2 separate regions of the Homo sapiens genome follow, and region 2 is linked to region 1. Evidence: chromatin contacts called from ENCODE Hi-C or POLR2A ChIA-PET data. All regions are on one chromosome and are shown on one strand. Each heading gives the region's core, a stretch centred on a gene start or an enhancer-like site at or near the end of the contact. The rest is flanking DNA. Distances are from core to core; before and after follow the strand shown.

Evidence for each region. A loop is a pair of places that touch in the nucleus more often than their neighbours do. ChIA-PET counts read pairs that join two places held with the same protein, here RNA polymerase II (POLR2A). Pooled maps may share reads with other maps.
Region 2: a loop to region 1 is called in a map of CD8-positive, alpha-beta T cell, with 29 times the contacts of the local background. The contact joins the promoter of RAB8A here to the promoter of MED26 in region 1. A Hi-C loop is called at or near these places in 1 of 168 maps with a recorded cell type or tissue (CD8-positive, alpha-beta T cell), 2 of 37 single-sample maps with no recorded cell type and 8 of 50 pooled maps. POLR2A ChIA-PET finds 5 or more read pairs at or near these places in 1 of 52 experiments (GM12878).

What each region holds. Positions count from the first base shown.
Region 1 is chr19:16,625,850-16,630,235 of GRCh38, reverse strand. MED26 (mediator complex subunit 26) reads left to right here and starts at 2,032. Exons shown (of 3, transcript NM_004831.5): 1 at 2,032-2,364. The coding sequence starts at 2,293. It overlaps LOC105372296 (a long non-coding RNA gene), which reads right to left and starts at 1,804. Exons shown (of 2, transcript XR_936361.3): 1 at 988-1,804; 2 at 428-877. RefSeq lists enhancers at 819-868, 973-1,904 and silencers at 1,419-1,498, 1,749-2,008, 2,109-2,168.
Region 2 is chr19:16,110,101-16,114,486 of GRCh38, reverse strand. RAB8A (RAB8A, member RAS oncogene family) reads right to left here and starts at 2,598. Exons shown (of 8, transcript NM_005370.5): 1 at 2,462-2,598. The coding sequence starts at 2,585. RefSeq lists a silencer at 2,556-3,215.

The sequences.
Region 1 (4,386 bases), core at 783-3,282:
GTCTCGAACTCCTGACCGCAAGTGATCTGCCCACCTCGGCTTCCCAAAGTGCTGGGATTACAGGCATGAGCTACCAGGCATGAGCCACCGTGGCTGGCCCCACATTTTGTTTGAGACAGAGTCTGTTGCCCAGGCTGGAGTGCAGTGGTGTGATCTTGGCTCACTGCAACCTCCGCCTCCCGGGTTCAAGCAATTCTTCTGCCTCAGCCCCCTCTAGTAGCCAGGATTACAAGTGCGCGCCAGCATGCCCGGCTAATTTTTGTATTTTTAGTAGAGATGGGGTTTCACCATGTTGGCCAGGCTAGTCTCGAACTCCTGAGCTCAAGTGATCGCCCACCTCCGCCTGCTGAAGTGCTGGGATTACAGGCTTGAGCCACCACGTCCGGCCCAAATGTTTCTTAAAATAACCTGACCCATGCAAAATAAATTGCCTCCTATGTAATACTTTATTAAAAAAAAAAAAAGATACTGTACATCCGAGTTAGAAATTAAGAGAGAGGCAAGACCAGAATATGCCTGAGGAAGGCTTTGCTTATTTTGCTTATCAGAAATGAGAGAATTATCTCCGAATGGGCCAGTTTCCAACTTGGACCATGTACACCATGTACACAATGCACCGCATTCTGGGAGGGGCGAGGTTGGGAGCAGTAAATGACAAGTGTTTTGCCCGTGTTTCTTTTCTCCTCCAAGTGTGATGTAAAACTTTTCACATGTGCAGAAGCACGCAACCATAGCCACGTGCAGAAGCAGCCGTTTTTGCAAATGAAAATATTTCCCAGAAGCACAACAAATACAAGACTAACAGGTGTCGGGCAGCTCCAAGGCACACATGTGGTTCTCATCAGCTGTCTTCCTCCTGTTTTAAATCTAGGTCTTCCTGTAACAGTGGGAAAAAAAAGATTTCTCCCGAGGCCGCCGAGCTTGCCTTTCCATCCCGTCTCACAAGAGCATTTCCAACAGAGCTCCCAGAGAGAGGGGAGCAATTACCAAGGCAATAAACAGGGTGGAGGGAGGAGGGGCGCCCTTAAACTTGACATCTGCGGTTCTGGGCTTAACCCCGAAGTCTAGGTGACCTTGGGCCTCCGTTTCCTCCTCTGTGACGTGTTTGGTTAAGAGAATGAGCATCTCAGTTTTACAGAATCTCAAGGCAGAGGCGGGTAGAAGGGTCTTTCAATCACGGGGTTCTCTGCCGGTGGGGGGGCGGGGGGACTGTGCCCCCACAAGGGACGGCGGCAATGACTGCAGATTGGGGGAGGGGGCGCTTCGGAGGCCAGAGATGCCGCTCAACTTCCGACAGATCGGGGGACCCGCCCCGAAGACAGAGCGATCCCGCCCAAATGCCAGTGGTGCCGAGGTGGAGAAGCCGCCGCGTAGACGCAGATTTGCAACCTCCGGCTTTCCCAGCTACGGCGGGCGGCTTCTGCCAGAGGCGCTTTGCCGCCTCACGTTTTCGCGATCGGGGTCGCGCGTGGCGGTGCAGACCCCCGCCCTGCCACCACACCCATTCCCACACCCTCTGAGGGGCGGGGGGGCCGCGGCGACACCCCCGGACTCCGATGACCCTTCTGCGCGCAGAATCACAACGTGGACGTCTGGTTCCCTCGCCCTCACAAAAAACTCGGCAGCTGCTCAGCCTGCGACTCCCGTCCCCCAGTCACGCGCCGGGAAGGCTCTCCCAGAGGAAGGATTTTCCCGCCGCCCTCCCCGCCCCGAGGTAGCCGCTGCGAGCGTCCGGGTTCAAGGACTCTTTGCGCGCGCGCTTCCGTCAGAAAGCCCCGCCCCGTGACCTGGACGGGGGCCGTTGCCCCGCCCAACCTCCTCCCAACGGCTGCCTAGGCCGGGCGGCTGGGCGGGGCGTCACGGGCGGACGAGTGCGCCTGCGCGCGCTTGCGCGGAGGCGCGGGGCGTGGCACACGGGCAGCCCCGCCCAGGCCTGGCGTCTCCGCCCGCCCCATCTCCCAACCTCCTCAGCGTGGCGCCGACGCTGCGTGCGGCGCGGACTACCCAGAGTACTCCGCGCGGGGGCAGCTCACTGGAGTTTGGTTCTCGAGGCGGCGGCAGCGAGCGGCGGCGGCTCCGGCGGCTCCTCCTCCTCCTTTGGTGGCGGCGGCGGCCCGGGACCGAGACCCGGCCCCGGCTCCCCTCTCCGCCACCCCGCGCGCCCCCAACCCCCCGGCGCCGCGGGGAACATGCGGCTCCGGCTCCCGGAGGCCGGCGAGTGAGTGACCCCCGTCCCCCGCCTCAGCCCGCCCGCCCGCTGGCCCGGCCGCAACCCCCCGCCTCGCCCAGGCAATGACAGCGGCTCCGGCGTCTCCGCAGCAGATCAGGGACCGGCTGCTGCAGGCCATCGACCCCCAGAGCAACGTAAGTACCCGCCGCGCGAGCTGGGACGGAGGCCGCATGGGCCCGGGACCCTCCCCCTCTCCTGTACCCCTCGCCCACCGGGCTTCGGGGGACCCGTCTGGCGCCCACCTCCCCTCGAGGGCCGCTGCCATCCCTGCCTCTCGCTTCTCGGGCCCGGGCCGGGGGCAGGTCGGGCAGCCCGGCAGCGCTCGGTACGTGAGGCCGAGGCTTCCGTGCGGCCTGGGCGGAGGAAGCAGACGGGGGAGCTGAGGCTAGAGTTTTTCCTCCCTTTCTGCTCCAGCTCTACGACCCTCACTGCTCTGGACGAAGCTTCTCTGCCTCGCCCTCCCTCCGGGACCCGAGACCCCCGGGAAGCCCTCCCGGAGCGGGAAGGGGAGGGAGAAGGGCTGTGAAGCAACTGGTGTCCGGGGTATGACTCGGGGAACCTATGTCTCCCATGTCTTGGCCTCCTGGGTGATCAGGGAAGTCCTTCTTCCCCCTCCTCTCGGCTGGCAGCACCTTCCTGGCTTCGGAGAGAACCCCCAGTCTGTTTTGCCCCTGGCCGGGTACCTAGGGTACGTGGAGAGTCTGTCTCCCTTCTGTGACTAGACACGCCTTTGCCAAAACCCTCTTGGGGTCGCTGCCGACGATAGATGATCTCGGGGAGGGTGGGATCCTTCCTGTTGCCTTTCTGGGCCTCAGTACCCATTGCGTCTCTGACCAAGCCAGAGCTCCATTTTTTAGGTAGTGAATTAAAGAGGACTTTTCTCTCCCGTTTACCCAAGAGCTCTGTTTCAGTAGGCTCTTTCCCTCACCTGGGGGTCTCAGCCTGGTGGTTTTTGACCCAGACTGTCGGGGTTAACTCCAGAGTGTCGCTTCCTCGGGTGCCCCTTTGCTGAGGCTACTGTTTGCGGAGGGACCGCCCCCTCCCCTTCCGTGTGTGTGTGTGTGTTGTTGCGGGGGTGGGGGGGTGGGGGGGAAGACTGATCTATTCTCATATTTTCTCCAAGAGTTTCTTGGCAGTAGGGGTCATTCTTCCCGCGGCAGGAGCAGGGCGGTAGGAAGATGCAGTAGCATCCAGGTATGAGGGGAGGCCCTGCTTCCCAGGAAGTGGCCATTGAGATCACTTTTTAATGTGCTGTGAATGGAAGAAAAATATCATCTTTGGCTTGGCCAGGTAACTCAGGTTTCTCTCACCGTAGGGGTTTTTGCTTTCATTTTTACATGAGCTTGGCTGATTACTCTTAGCAATATGCTTCACTCTGATGATGTTTTGGGAATAATTCACATTGGCTTATACAATTTTTGGTTAAGACTGAAGGGTTATGAGTTTTTTCGAAGGCTCTGGTTGCTGTGATATAAGTACTTCTCTTATCCCTGGTATTCAGGTCCCATTAACATTGACTTGATGGTAATTGTCTTTAACAAATGTTATATTGTACATTTTTGTTATGACTTTGGGGGTGGAGTGGGCACAAGCTATATAAAACCTTCTAGAATGTCCTTTTTGCAGTAACTGGTGTCACTGCAATTTTAAGACTGAAATATTAGAGGATAAAACTAGTGACATGAAAAAAATAGCCTTGGTGACTTGTGCATCTTTTGTGGAGCCGGAAGGTAATTTTTTTAATTTCACGCACTCGCTTTCCTTCTGGAGAGTCTGAGAGGTTGCTGAGATATTAGCACTGATCCTTAATGCCACCTCAGAGAGCTTTGGGATCAGGCGGCACTTTGACAGGCGATCACAGTGTTGTAGATTAGGTCACTCCAGTGACCTCACAGTTTCCAGTATTGTATAGGGTTCTAATCTAAAGGGTTCCTTGAGGCAGAAGAAAGGAGGATGGAACAAATCTTAGTTTTGTGTGTCTTAGCACATGCAGAAATGCTATATAGGTCCCTGGTTATGTTAGCTGGCATGGAATTTGCATTTCATACCGCTTATTTTCAGGGACTTTAGTGATGATCTTGGGCAGAGTCCTACTAACATGGGGTGGATGGATTTGGGAAGTTATCTTCTTGACTATGAACAATGAGGAAAGTGCC
Region 2 (4,386 bases), core at 1,349-3,848, 520 kb after region 1:
GAGAATCGCTGGAACCTGGGAGGTGGAAGTTGCAGTGAGCCGAGATCGCGCCACTGCACTCCAGACTGGGTGACAAAGAGAGACTGTCTCAAAAAAAAAAAAAAAAAAAGAGGGGGGTTTGTGGGGAAGGCTGGGAAACTGGGATCTGAGTGAATGCAAGCCAGTCTGCTCACAGTTAACATCATTTCTTTCTTTCTTTTATTTTTATTATTATTTTTTAAGACAGGGTCTCGCTCTGTTGCCCAGGCTGGAGTGCAGTGACACCATCACAGCTCACTGCACCTTGACCTCCTGGGCTCAATCGATCCTCCCACCTTGGCCTCCCAAGTGGCTGGGTCTACATGGGTGAGCCACTGTGCCCGGCTGATTTTATTTTATTTTTTGTAGAGATGGGGTTTGCCATGTTGCCCAGGCTGAATTAACGCCACTTCTTGATTGGTTGGAGCACAAGAATTACCCTAAAGTTTAGCCTTGGAGTGGGGGAGGGGGAAGAATTCAGAAACATCTGTCTTCAGAGGCTGGATGCTGTCACTGCAGGAGCCATTCATTTGCTTCCTCTAGATAGCCTCTGGTTGTGGTGACAACCCCTTATTGTCTAATTCTAATCCTCAACCACCAGGGCACTAGGCTGGGCAGACAGTGTCACTCCTGCTCTAAAGACAGCAGGGCTCAGAGAGGGGTAGTGCACATTCAAGGGCAAACAGCAACTGGAAACCAGACGTAATGATTTCCAGTCAATTCTCTCTATTTTACATCTGGCATATAACTGTTTTATAAAGCACAGCTCCGCTGGGTGCGGTGGCTCATGCTTGTAATCCCAGCACTTTGGGATGCCAAGGCAGGCAGATCACAAGGTCAGGAGTTCGAGACCAGCCTGACCAACACAGTGAAACCCTGTATTTACTAAAAATACAAAAATTAGCTGGACGTGGTGGCGGGTGCCTATAATCCCAGCTACTAGGGAGGCTGAGGCAGGAGAATTGCTTGAACCCGGGAGGCAGAGGTTGTAGTGACCCGAGATCCTGCCGCTGGATTCCAGCCTGGGCAAAAGAGCTAGACTCCGTCTCAAAAAATAAAATAAAATAAAATAAATAAAGCATAGCTCCTGGAGGAGGGCAAGAATGGAATTAGCACATTATCTTGGGGTTCAGGGAGATAACACGATTCTGTCAAAGTGACACAGTAAAGCAAAGGCCATTCCCTAGGTTTTCTTGAGTCGGAATAAACTCCTGGACTTAGTGACCGTTCCCCCACTTTCCCCATCCCTAGCAGGGCTACAGAGCTCACAAGCCACTCAAATAGGTGTTACTCCTGGGTCAAACCTTTTCATTGTGGGCCAGGACTGCTTTTGTGGCACTGAGAGAGGTCAGCTCCACTTCTGTGGACATCACAACTGAGATGCACCAAGCCAATTCTGTTCAACCACAATGTGGGCTGGCCCTACAGGAAAAGCTGTTCTAAAGTGACAGCTGGAGTCTTGGGCCCTTTGATAGGGAAGTCAAGGCTGTCTGTGGCAGTGGCTGATTTAGTTTCTCGCTGAGGCTTTTATCTTGCATCTTCTTGGGGATGACAGGTCCCAGGGCAGGCAGTGCTGTCACTTGCCATTGCTGTCATTCCTGGAGCAGGATGAAAGGTGGGCAGGGAAAAGGTCCTGACTCTTCTTATCATTCCTTCTAGAGGAAAATACGCTTATGAGGGGAAGCATGGTCAGGGAGAGGGGCTCAACCTCTGAACGCTCCAGAGAAAAGAGCAGGAATGGTGTGGGTTAGAGTCCCGGCTCCAAGGTGCATTAGCTGAGCTTGTCATCAGCTGGGAGTGTGCAGTGGCATCTCTCTAGGAGAGCTAAGCCTCGAGTTTTGGGTTGAGACACAGCCAGGTTCAAATTCCATCAAATCCCATTCTCACCACGTGCAGACTGTGTGGCCTTGGGCAAGTTCCATGCCCTCCCTGAGCCTCAGATTCCTCATCTTGTCAGACGGGCTCATAACAGCACTTAACACCAAGAACTGAAGAGTGTGAAAATGCACGTGAAGCACTTGGCACATAGTAAATGCTCATTAAGGTGAGATGCCACTGTCTTTTTCCCATGGCCAATTCCCCATGACTCAGTTTCCACTTCTGTAAGGCAAGAGCCTCAAAAGAACCGCTTCGAGGGCTGCTGCTAGGACAGATCGAGAGGACGGGCGCGAAGACCCCAGCCCAAGACATAACACGCCCTAACGAGCGGGCTGAGGGTCGGAGCCTCAGTCTCCCTATCTGCAAAATGGGCACCTGGTCTCCCCCACCACGGCCCAGGAACCCCCGAACGGCGGTGCAGGCGACTGCTCTTCTCCCTTTAGGCCCCCTCGACCCTCTCAGCGCCCTCGGCCCGTCCAGCCCTGTAGATCCCTCAGCCCCAGCCCCTCAGGGGCGCGCCCAGCCCGGGCCTCCGGCGCCCCCAGCCATTCCCCGGTCCCGTTACCTATGGTGGAGATAAAAGTGGAGTTGAAGGCGTCCTCGGAGAAGCGGAACAGGACACAGGTCTTCCCCACCCCCGAGTCCCCGATCAGCAGCAGCTTGAACAGGTAATCGTAGGTCTTCGCCATATTACACTCTCTCCCCGACGGGAAGTGCGGCCAGCGCCTCTCCACTGGCCACCAGCACCGTCCATCAGCACCGAGCCCGCCCCTTATTGGCTCCAGGCCCGCTGCGCGTCACCGCGGCCGACGCCCGCCCCTGCGTCCCGCCAGTCGCGGGGAGACCTTGGGAGGGGGCGAGCGGAGCGCGGAGCCGGAAGCAGCCCGAGCGCACCTCCCATTGGCCGGCACTAGGGAGAGCACGGGCTCTGATTGACCAGCAGTGAAGAGTCGCGGGGCTTCAAATGGGGACGAGGCGGGGGCGTGGCATTATGTGGCCCCCGCCTTCCACCCCCGACTCGGGCGGCCCGGCCCCGCCCCACTGTAGGAGAGGGAAGGCAGGGAGCGGCGCCAACCGCTCGCGCGCCGGCAGCCTGGCGGGGCGTGGCTTGGGGTGCGTGCGCACGCGCGCCCGGAGTTCCGTTAGGCGACAGCAGAGGGCGCACGCCAGTAGTTGGGGCGGGTGTCTCTGGGTCCCGCCCTCACAGCTCGCGCAGGCGCAGTAGGCACCGAGGCGAGCGCGGGAAAGCAAGGTAGCGCTCTCAGCCTTGTCTGCGGCCTGCGAGTCGGGGCAGTGGGGGCCTAGGGAGGAAGGAGAGAGGAGGAGCTGTATACTCGAAAAGTGACCCAAGCCGGACGCGGTGGTTCACGCCTTTAATTCCCACACTTTGGGAAGCCGAGGCGCGTGGATCACGAGGTCAGGAGTTCAAGACCAGCCTGGCCAAGATGGTGAAACCCCGTTTCTACTAAAAATACAAAAATTAGCCGGGCGTGGTGGCGGGCGCCTGTAATCCCAGCCACTCGGGAGGCTGAGGCAGAGAATTGCTTGAATCTGGGAGGCGGAGCTTGCAGTGAGCCGAGATCGCGCCATTGCACTGCAGCGTGGGCGACAGAGAGAGACTCCGTCTCAAAAAAAATAAATAAAAGTGACCCAAGACGAGCTCCGAGGTCTGCGGCCTAGCGATCTGCTTAGAGATACCCAAGGCCTCCGCCATCTGAGCGGCTTCACCGCCACAAGCTGTGCCCGGAAGCGCGCGCCGGCCTCCTCAGGGCCCGCCCTCGGCCACCTTAGGGGTTGTCCGGGCCAGCCCGGGGATGGTGGGGGGGGAGGGGTTAGAGCAGTGAGGATGCTGGGTCCTATCTAGGGGCCAGGGCTCTCAACGTTGAAAAAACTGGCCGGGGCGTTGGCTCCCGTCTGTGATCCCAGTGCTTTGGGAAGCCAGGAGGTTGAGGGTGCAGTAAGCCGTGATCGCCCCACTGCAATTCGGCCTGGGCGACAGAGCAAGACCCTATCAAAAGAAAAAAAGGCTGGGCGCGGTGGCTCAGGCCTGTAATCCCGCACTTTGGGAGGCCGAGGCGGGCGGATCAGGAGGTCAGGAGATCGAGACCATCCTGGCTAACGCGGTGAAACCCCGTCTCTACTAAAAACACAAAAAATTACCCGGGAGTAGTGGCGGGCGCCTGTAGTCCCAGCTACTCGGGAGGCTGAGGCAGGAGAATGGTGTGAACCCGGGAGGCGGAGCCTGCAGTGAACCGAGATCGCGCCACTGCACTCCAGTCTGGGCGACAGAATGAGACTACGTCTCAAAAAAAAAAAAAAAAAAAAAAAGAAAGAGAAAAACAGAGGAGAGATACATTTGGAAAATCGGGCTTGCAGCTGGGTGTGGTGGCTCAGGCCTGTAATCCCAGCACTTTGGGAGTCAGCACTTTGGGAGGCAGGAGGATTGCTTGAGCTTAGGAGGTCAAGACCAGCCCGGACAAGATAGGGAGA